2 separate regions of the Homo sapiens genome follow, and region 2 is linked to region 1. The links are chromatin contacts, found by Hi-C or POLR2A ChIA-PET in ENCODE. All regions are on one chromosome and are shown on one strand. The core of a region is the stretch at or near the end of the contact, and the rest is flanking DNA. Distances in the headings are between cores, read along the strand shown.

What was found. Hi-C counts contacts between places; a loop is a spot of excess contacts on that map. ChIA-PET counts read pairs that join two places held with the same protein, here RNA polymerase II (POLR2A). Pooled maps may share reads with other maps.
Region 2: a pooled map shows a loop between it and region 1 (2.2-fold over the local background). The contact joins two enhancer-like sites. A Hi-C loop is called at or near these places in 1 of 37 single-sample maps with no recorded cell type and 6 of 50 pooled maps. POLR2A ChIA-PET finds 5 or more read pairs at or near these places in 4 of 52 experiments (T-cell, WTC11, activated CD4-positive, alpha-beta T cell and 1 more).

The regions. Positions count from the first base shown.
Region 1 is chr6:42,424,976-42,430,255 of GRCh38, reverse strand. All of the region lies in intron 2 of TRERF1 (transcriptional regulating factor 1), which reads left to right. Among named protein-coding and RNA genes, the nearest start is that of TRERF1, 24 kb to the left of the region's middle. RefSeq lists an enhancer at 895-984. Within about 2 kb of position 1,800, at least 10 of the 41 ENCODE cell types and tissues checked have a DNase peak (open chromatin) inside an H3K27ac peak, as active enhancers do.
Region 2 is chr6:42,518,174-42,523,114 of GRCh38, reverse strand. No RefSeq gene overlaps it. Among named protein-coding and RNA genes, the nearest start is that of UBR2, 43 kb to the left of the region's middle. Within about 2 kb of position 2,019, at least 4 of the 41 ENCODE cell types and tissues checked have a DNase peak (open chromatin) inside an H3K27ac peak, as active enhancers do.

The DNA.
Region 1 (5,280 bases), core at 551-3,050:
TCAAGGGAGATTACCAGGAAGAATGATGGGATGGGGTGGCAGAGAATGACAAGGAAACCTGTCTCTCTCCTGCTTACAACCCATCAGCGGCCCCCACCAAGCAGTACAAGCCAGAGTCCATACAGTAGTCCTTAGCCCCCCTGAGGCCCTGTCTTTCTACAGCTCTCCTCCTCATTCCTCCTCTCCAGCCCCATATCTGGTATGCGCTTGCCTCAGGGCCTTTGCACAGCCGTCCTCTCTGCTGGGGTTGCTCTTCCAGAACCTAGATACTCATCTGCATTGCTCCCTCCCGGCCCTCTTTCAAGTCTTGGCTCAGAAGTCTGTCTCTTTCTCAACAGGGCTTTCCTCACCTCTCCAGTTAGGTGCGCCACACCTTCGCCCGAATGACCCATCCCCTTTACTTGCTCTGTTGTTCCTTTTCTTCCAAAACACTTCAGCCTGTTCCCGTCCTCTGTAGTTTGCTTGTTCATTATCTTTGTTGCCAGTCCTCCCTCTCCTAGAATGGGTTTGTTCACTGCTGCATCCGAAGCCCTCGGAAGAGTGCCCAGCACACAGTAGGCGCTCCGTAAATATATGTCCAGTGCTGTGTCCTTGGGGGCTCGGGAGGGCCCCCAGCTCAACAGACTTTTATCACATCTCAGGATCTGGATAATCTCTTTGCCTGTAGGAATTTTTTTTAATTAAGATTTTTATCATTGTCATCCCCTTCCCCCTTCCAGTTCATTTAAGACTGTTATGAAACAAAACTCATTATGCTTCAAAATCTGACAGAGCTAAGGCCCCGGAGAAAGTGAGAGGAGGCGGTAGCAGGGGGTGCTTCCTTCCATTTCCCCCCCTCCGTGGTTTTCTCCTGTGGTTGGTTCACTTAGGACGGCCCGGAGCCTACTGGGTTGAGGTGAGTAGGGCTTCCCAGACCTCGCAGGGTCCATCCACGGGAAAGTCTGTTGTCAGCCAGAGAAGAGAATGCTACCTTCCCAGGGCAGGGGGTTTCTCCAGACACCAGTGCTCAGGATGGAAGAAAAAAGGAAGCAGACTGGAGAGGAAAGGAGAGAGAAGTGAGGTGCATTTTGCATGGCTCAGCTGGAGGAATACTGTCACTAGAGAAATTAGGAGTGTGGTCCTCCTTGGGTGTGACTTAGTTTTCACTTAAAATAATGAGTGGCTTTCATTCATTTGTTCAGTAACATTCACCCAGCGCCTGCTGGGCACAGATGGGGTTGAAGGGCATGTGGGCCTGGGACCGGAGTCAAGTCTCCAACCACAGCTCAGCCTGCTGCGAGAGGGACAGTGCCAGGGGACCTTGGGTGTGACCCAGGGCTCAGAGCCAGTGTATTGGACTTCTCTATCTGTGGGTTCCTGGGAAGTGGGAAGGCCTGCTGGGAATAATTAATGTGTGGAAGGGAGGGAGAGGGAGGCAGGGCTTCATGAGGAAGTGGCTTAGACTCCTCCCAGCATTCTTTTCTAAACATTTCCCTAAATGAATCCATCCTCAGGCCTTTCGGAGTCAGGGCTGACCTGTCCTCTGACTTCTGCAGGGCAAGGGTTGGTTCTAGGCCTCAAGGCTTCAACTGTTAATCTCCTTTGGAGTTTTGGTTTTTCCATATGAACAAAGGAAGGGAGCTTAGTGATAGTCTTGGATCACTATGGGGATAGGCCAGTCTCACAGAATTATTGACAGACTGTCAGTGTGCTGTGATGTAAGATGTGTGAATCTGATAAAAGCTGCCTGAAGAGAGCCTCAGCTCTGGAGACCTGGGGTTTCACCCTCTCGCACCCCCTCCACCCCAATCTTGGTGTCTCATCTGCTAATAAAGTAGCAACGCCCACTGATTTGAGTTTCACCTCCTTTCATTTCCTCTCTCCTGTCTTCGGGTACTCGGGCCATAATGAGCTTCAAAAAGCCAACAGCTGAATGATCAGCCTCTGAATAATCAAGTCTGCAGAACTAAAAATATTCAGTTACATTATAATGCAGATGGTACTGATAAATTAAGGGGAAAATCATTGAGCCTACAATTGTTTTCCGATGCATTGTCCCTACCAGAAGTTACATAGAAAATAAATGAAATGATTTCACCTTAGTCAGTCTGGGCCTGTAGCTTAGTTGCTTAGAATATAAGGCTCAGGAGGCCAAAATCCTACTTTGAGCCCCACTTGGGGATTATTACAGCATCTTGACTGGTTACCCAGACTTGACTCCTATTTCCGGCCCTAGATGTCATGCCAAGCTCTTACCAGCTGTTTCCCACTGCAAGCAGTGGCTGCATGATACTTACCTTAGCTCTAGGGTGTATATGACTTGGTGTAATCTTATCTCTTTCATGGAAGAAACTGTTCAAGGTATACATACCTCCTAATGATGGTGTCAAGAGTCTGATTTTTTTTTTATATATATTAAAAAGAATGTGCTGGGTGTGGTGGCTCATGCCTGTAATTCCAACATTTTGGGAGGCTGAGGCGGGAGGATCATTTGAGCCTAGGAGTTCAAGACCAGCCTGGGCAACATAGGAAGACCTTGTCTCTACAAAAAATACAAAGATTAGCCAGGTGTGGTGGCACACACCTGTAGTCCCAGCTACTCGGGAGGCTGAGGTGGGAGGATTGCTTGAGCCTGGCAGGTGGAGGCTGCAGTGAGCCGAGATGGCATACCACACTCCAGCCTGGGTGACAGAATGAGACCTCGTCTCAAAAAAAAAAAAAAGTAAGGCAGGGCAAGGTGGCTCACACCTGTAATCCCAGTGCTTTGGAAGATGGAGGCAGGAGGATCCCTTGAGCCCAGGAGTTCAAAACCAGCCTGGGCAACATAGTGAGATCCTGTCTCTACAAAAAAGTTAGCTGGGCATAGTGGTGCACGCCTATAGTCCTAGCTACTTGGGAGGCTGAAGTGGGAGAATTTCTTGAGCCCAGGTGTTTGAGGCTGCAGTGAGCTATGATTGCATCATTGAATTTCAGCTGGGTGGTAGAGTGAGACCTTGTCTCCATCAAAATTTAACAAACAATAAACCAAAGAACGTATTTCTCATTTGCTAAGCATTTATGTGCCCTAGGTGAATAAGCCTTAGTTCTTTTTTAAAAACAAATTTATTTATGTATTTTTTATAGAGATAGGTTCTTGCTACATGGACCAGGCTGGTCTCGAGCTTCTGGCCTCAAGTGATCCTCCCATCTCAGCCTCCCAAAGTGCTAGGATTATAGGCACTTTGGGAGGCTGAGATTATAGGATTATAGGCGTGAATCACTGCGCCCAGCCCTTAGTTCTTATATATTACCTTGGTTTAGGTTAATTGAAGTAAATAAACCTATAATAATTTGATATAAGGTTTTAAATGTATATAATACATTCGTAAGTGAATTTATTAATTCAATAAGTATTATTCCAGTATATGCAGAATTCTAGGCTAAGCATTAGATCAAAGATTGGCAAACTTTCTATAAAGGGCTAGAGAGTAGATATTTTTACTTTGTGGGCCGTATCTCTGTCCTAACTACTCAACTTTGCTGCTGTAGCACAAAAGCAGTCACAGATCACTCGTAAATGAATGAGCGTGTCTGCGTTCCAATCATACTTCATTCACAAAACCAGGTGTTTGGCCAGGTTTAGCAGCAGGTCATATTTGCTGATCCCTGGTCTGACGGCTTCCACCTCTTTGTTAGAGAGACAGCTACGAACAAAATAGATGTGATCATGACCCACATGGAGTTTTCATTCTTTTTGGGAATAATTATTTGTAGCATTGCTTTGAAACCAGACCTGTTACAAATAGTTGACAAGTAGCTCCTGGGGGACATTGGAAATCTAGGTAACTTTACTGAAGAAAGGTTCTAGTGAACACCCATTTCTATTTATATTACCCACTGGTGTCTGTGTGGGGGTACTGTGTTTACTCACATTTGGCATGTAGGTACTATTTTTGAGTTGCTTTCTTTTCACTTCACAGAGTTTCATGTTTATTTACATATGTTGGTCTGGATTATATAATTTTAGTGGCTACATAGTATTTCTTGCTGAGTTAAGATATGTCATGTGCCCGGTGTGTAGTAGGCATTTGCTAGATGTTTGCTTTCAGTTTGCAGTAAAAGCCTTTCAGAGTTGGAAAGGGATTGGTTTCTGCAGAACTGAAGGGGAAACCATTGACTTGGGAGAACCCTAGGAGAGATGGGCCTGGATGATGTCCGCTTGCCAACTTGCTGGGTGACACCTAGCATCTTGCAGCCAGGGAAGTGTCAAGTATGTATGTCAGTGCAAATGTAAGGGACAGACTGGAGGGTGACCTTGTATTCCAGAGCCCTGCTCCCCACGTGCAGGGAAAGTCTTTGTGGGATGTGGAGCAAAACTTGGAGCCTGGGGAGGTTTGTGGGGGCAAGTGGGGAGGAAAAGCAGCCCCATGCAGAGAAGATAAAAAGCCCAGGGGGCCGGCGGGGCACTGGCTCACGCCTGTAATCCCAGCACTTTGGGAGGCCGAGGTGGGCGGATCACGAGGTCAGGAGTTCGAGACCAGCCTGGCTAACATAGTGAAAACCTGTCTCTACTAAAAATACAAAAAATTAGCTGGGCGTGGTGGCTGGCACCTGTAATCCCAGCTACTCGGGAGGCTGAAGCAGGAGAATTGCTTGAACCTGGGAGGTGGAGGTTGCAGTGAGCTGAGATCGCACCATTGCATTCCAGCCCTGACGACAGTGCGAGACTCCATCTCAAAAAAAAAAAAAAAAAAAAAAAAAAAAAAAATGCCCAGGGGGCCGTGTCGGTTTAGGTATGTGAAAGGGGCATGGGCTCTGGGGCCACACTGGACTTGATTTGACTCTGACTCTGGGTTTGCCCTTTATGTGCTCTGTGACTGGGCACTTTCTTAGCCTCTCTGAGCCTCAGTTTTCTTTGCTGTAAAATGTAGGGGGTTGGTTGGGGGCTGTCATATTTATTCCATAGAGATGTTGTGAGGGTCAGATGAATAATCCAGTAAGTGACAGCACACTGTGTAAATGGTAGCTCTTATTAGTCAGTGTGAAGTATGTGACCCATTCTTAGCTTGCAATTCACAAGAGCAGTTGTTTTTTCACTATTATTGTTTTTGAGGAAGCATGGCTAATCGCTCCAGTTCCAGAGTGGACTTTGCCCCCACCCTCTCTGGGCCCTTCCCTCTCTTCAGTCCAGGTTAGGAGGTACCTTGTCACTTTTACCCCCATGATAACTCAGCTGAGGAGGTCAGACCCTGAGTCACGAGCCCGGGCTTTTAATAAAATCAGGTCAGAACTTGAAGACTAACTGAGTAGTCTCATGTGCTG
Region 2 (4,941 bases), core at 770-3,269, 93 kb before region 1:
GGGGCAGTATAGAGGAGTATGTCTCCTCCCCCATTTGGATTCTTAGGATTCTTTTTAGAAATTATTGTTATTTTATATTTTTACATTTTTGGAGATTAAAATGTTGGCTTCGTTACAAAGCTAGATTGAAGTATGTGGTATGGTTGTCGAGTGGGCTTGCCGTTACTCTTCTGTTTTGAACTTACCCTCCAAAGTGCCATCTTCCACCCCTGCTGGGGCAGAGCCTGTCCTGCTTGGCTTAACACATGGCTGGAGGTCAGACTAGGATGCACCTGCACTCCATAGATCAGGCTGCCAATCGCAATGGCTGGCTGGAGTGAAAGTGAATTCGGAAAGCCAGGCCTGCCTAGGACACAGGAGTTGGGGGATGAGAGGTGGAAAAAAAGGAGGAGTGGGAACAGGGAGGTGGGCACATGTACAAAGACATGAACTTACACCATATAATCTGCTTTTTTTTTTTTTTGAAATGGGGTCTCACTCTGCCATCCAGGCTGTAATGCAGTGGCACAATCTTGACTCACTGCAACCTTTGCCTCCCAGGTTCAAGTGATCCTCTGATCTCAGCCTCCCAGGTAGCTGGAACTATAGATGTGCACCACCATGCTCAGCTAATTTTTTTGTATTTTTGGTAGAGATGGGATTTCACCATGTTGCCCGGGCTGGTCTCAAACTCCTGAGCTCAAGTAATCTGCCTGCCTTGGCCTCCCAAAGTGCTGGTATTACAGGTGTGAGCCACCGCACTTGGCCTACCCTGAAGTCTTTATGATCCTTCTCACTTTTCTGTCCTGGTTTAGCTCACTGAGAGGTCACAGTTTTTAAATATGCACCCTCCCCCCACCCCCCACCAATTTTGGTTTGGCTTTTGCTTTCTTACAGTAAAAAGAATGCAGCTTCTGAACCAGCCAAGGAATGTGGGCTGTAAAGAATGGACTGTTTCATTTTGATATCATCGTATTTTGATACTTTCTACACAAAGTTCCAGTACAACAGTTGTAATTATCATTGGCAGAAATATGCAGAATTCTCAAGGTTGAAATCTGGGACCTGAGGTTGCAGTAAAAGTATACAGTCTAGAGTGCTTTTTCCAGAGTTCAGATGTTTCACTGGGCAAGTCTGATAAACCGAATTGATAAAGTGTTAATGACAGAGAATAGGTGTATATGTAAGATCACCCAAACCTCATTTGCTTTTTTTTCTTTTTTTTTAGAGATGGCGTCTCACTATGTTGCCTAGGCTAGAGAGTAGTGGTTACTGACAGGTGCAATCATAGAGCACTACAGCTTTGAACTCCTGGACTCAAGTGATCCTCCCACCTCAACCTCCTGAGTAGCTGGGACTACAGGCATGTGCCATTGTACCCCACTTCATTTGGTTTTTTGCAGCTGCTTTCAATGCCTGGCCTCAAAGGAGGTTGTCCTGGAGGTATCTTGAGCCATATGGCAGGTTTTTTCAGAGAGGGGGGCTTTATTTAGCACCCCTTAATCATGGCATAAGGGATGCTCCTATTTTATTTCCCCAACCCTCCCCACAAGGCTGGTGATTGGAAGGAACATAGTGTAAAAGTGGGGGAACTTTCCAGATCTTATTAAGAAGAAGCAAAACACAGGTGGCCCCAGAGCAGGGACCCTTCCAGCCCCACCCCATCACAATGCACTTCACCAGCCCAGGCAGAATCAGGAAGTGAGTGAGTGAGAACACAGAGCTCCATCAATATCACCATGTCTGGGTTCCGTATAGTAAATTGACCTGATTGGGCTCCATTCAACCAGTCTGAGTTCAGCCTCTTCCTTCAGTCTCCTCAGCCTAATACAGCCCTGGGCCCAAAGAGCACACGGTCCACCAGCCCAAGGTCCCACTCTACAGCCACCATCCCTACATTGCTAATCCTGCCCAGCCATCAAGCAAATGAATCTCCTGAGGGTTCTCAGGGGACTGAGTGAGAGTGTAGATGACTCAGTGTGACCTCTCCCTACTGTTAGAGAAAGCTCAAAGCAAATAGTTTGTGACGGTGAGTTAGTAATGTCAGCCGCAATATGGAATATTTTGTGGCAAGTACAGCAGTGAGTAGCATTTGCAAACCTTTAAGACTAATTTTTGTGCCATGAAAGAAAGGGGAAGTTGGAGTCAATAGACTGAGCCTCTGATGATTTATATCTGAGTTTCGACTTGTGTATTTCATTCACTTCTGCCACATTTCTTCTAGTCTATCTGCCTTTGGGGATCTCGTTGAAAGAAGAGTGAGTCATTGTTTGGCCATATCTTCTTTTTAATGTGTTTAATCCCATAATGTAAAAGAGAATTAGGCAAGAGGTTTAAGAGATTAAATAAGATTCATCACTGAATTATTAAAAATTAAGCTCTGGCTTAAAACAAGCTAATAGGAGATGTGTACAACAGTCTTCAGCATTGCAAAGGACACAAAAACTCCTTATTCAGGCATAATAGATGCTATCCATTAGTTTCTTGGTAAAATCAATAACTAACAATAATAATGTGCTCAAAAGTTATCCTTAATGTTTTTCTCAGACAGTGTGTCACTGTCACTTAGGCTGGAATGCAGTGGCATGATCGTGGCTCACTGCAGCCTCAATCTTCCAGGCTTGAGAGATCCTCCCACCTCAGTCTCCTGAGTAGCTGGGACTACAGGCATGAACCAATGTGCCTGGCTATTTTTTGTTGTTGTTGTTTTCTTTTGTTGTTGTTGATAGTGTTGTTTCTGGTAGCTAGTCTCCAAAGGTGGCCCCCAAGGATCCATGCCTCCTATGACTCCTGCCATTCTGTAGTCCCCTCCCACATGGAATCTAGACTGGCCCAGATTCACTTTAACCAATAAAACATGGTAGAAGTGATACTTACATCAGTTCCAGGCCAAAGCCTTAGAAAAGTCTCAAAGTCTCCCTTTTTGCACTTTTGGGAGCTCTGTGCTGCCAGGTATGAAGTCCACCTCCTCTGCTGGGAAGGCCATGTGGAAAGACAGAGGCCTTGAGACTATGTAGAAATAGAAAAAATCCTAGCGGCTCAAGTACCCCATCTGAGTCCAGCCTTCCAGCCATCACTGCCAAGGTACCAGACACGTAAGAGAGATAGCTTGGATTTTCCTGTACAGTAGTACTCCCAGGTGACTGCAGCCCCAGCCAACATCACATAGAGCAGAAGAACCATCCAGCAGAGCCCAGTCAACCTACAGAATAGCAAGAGAATAAAATGGTTGTTGTTTTAAACCCCTACATTATGGGATAGTTTGTTATACAGTAGTAGAAAACCAAACACTTTTTATATAACAAATCTGATTATTTTTGTGAGTAAACAAAGTTAATAAAGTACATATTATATAAAGTAATTAAAAACATTCAATTATTTTGCAGAACACTCAATCAGAAAGAAGCCCCATTGGCTTGGCACAGTGTCTTATGCGTGCAATTCCAGCACTTTGGGAGGCTTGATGCAGGAGGATTGCTTGAGCCTAGGAGTTCAAGACCAGTTTAAGCAATATAGCAAGACCCAGTCTCTACAAAAAATTTAAAAATTAGCTAGGAGGGCTGGTGCAGTGGCTCACACTTGTAATCCCAGCACTTTGGGAGGCCAAGGTGGGTAGATCACGAGGTCAAGAGATCAAGACCATCCTGGCCAACATGGTGAAACACCGTCTCTACTAAAAAAAAAAAAAAAATTAGTTGGGCATGGTGGCGTGTGCCTATGGTCTTAGCTACTCGGAGGCTGAGGCAGGAGAACCACTCGAACCTAGGAGGCGGAGGGAGGTGGAGGTTGCAGTGAGGCGAGATTGCACCACTGCACTCCAGCCTGGCAACACAGTGAGACTCCTTCTCAAAAAAAAAAAAAAACAAAGTCAGCCATGTGTGGTGGTGCATGCCTGCAATCCCAGTTATTTGGGAGGCTGAGGTGGGAAGATCACTTGAATCCTGCAGGTCAAGGCTGCAGTGAGCCGTGATTACACCACTGTATTTCAGCCTGGGTGACAGAGCAAAATCCTGTCTCAAAAAAAAAAAAAAAAAAAAAAAAAAAGGAAACAGAAAAAGAATAAGAAGCTCCCATTAAAGCAATATTTAGACCACAATGAAATAGGATAGCTATAATTTAAAAAGACATAATAACAAATATTGACAAGGATGTGGGGAAATTGGAACTCTGCACTGCTGATGAGAATGTCAAATGGTGCAGCTGCTTTGGAAAACAATCTGGCATTTCCTCAAAGTGTGAAACATAGGTTTATCATATGACCCAGCAATTTCACTACTAGCTATACAACCCAAAGAAATGAAAACCTATGTCTCCACAAGAACTTATACAGGAATTCCTTGTAGCAACACTATTCATAATAGCTGAAAAGTAGGAACAACTCAAATGTCTATCAATTGATTAATGGATAAATAACATGCGGTATTATCTATACAACAGGCTATTATTTGATAAAAAGGAATGAAGTACTGATACCTGCTGCAACATGGATGAACCTTGAAAATGTTCAGTGAAAGAAGCCAATCACAAAGACCACATAGTATATTATTCTATTTATATGAAATATGCAGAATAGGCAAATCTATAGAGACGCAAAGTAGATTAGTGTTTGCCTAGGGTTGTGGGCAATGAAGAATGATGGCTAATGGGACAAATGGGTACAAAATTTCTTTCAGGGGTAATGAAAATATTCTAAAATTGATTGTGTTGATGATTTAAAACTCTGTGAATATACTAAAAACATCATATCGTACATTTTAAATGGATGAACTGTATGGCGTATGAATTACATTTCAATAAAACTGTTATAAAAAAAGAAGAAATCTTCCATGAGACTGATGTCTATTTCATTTCATCTCCTTGGGCATGAGAGTCCTGCCTATCATCAGATAGGGCTCAATCAACCCAGATATCTAACTATAGCAGTATGTACTTGAATGCACTTTTTGACAGGGGAGTTTATAG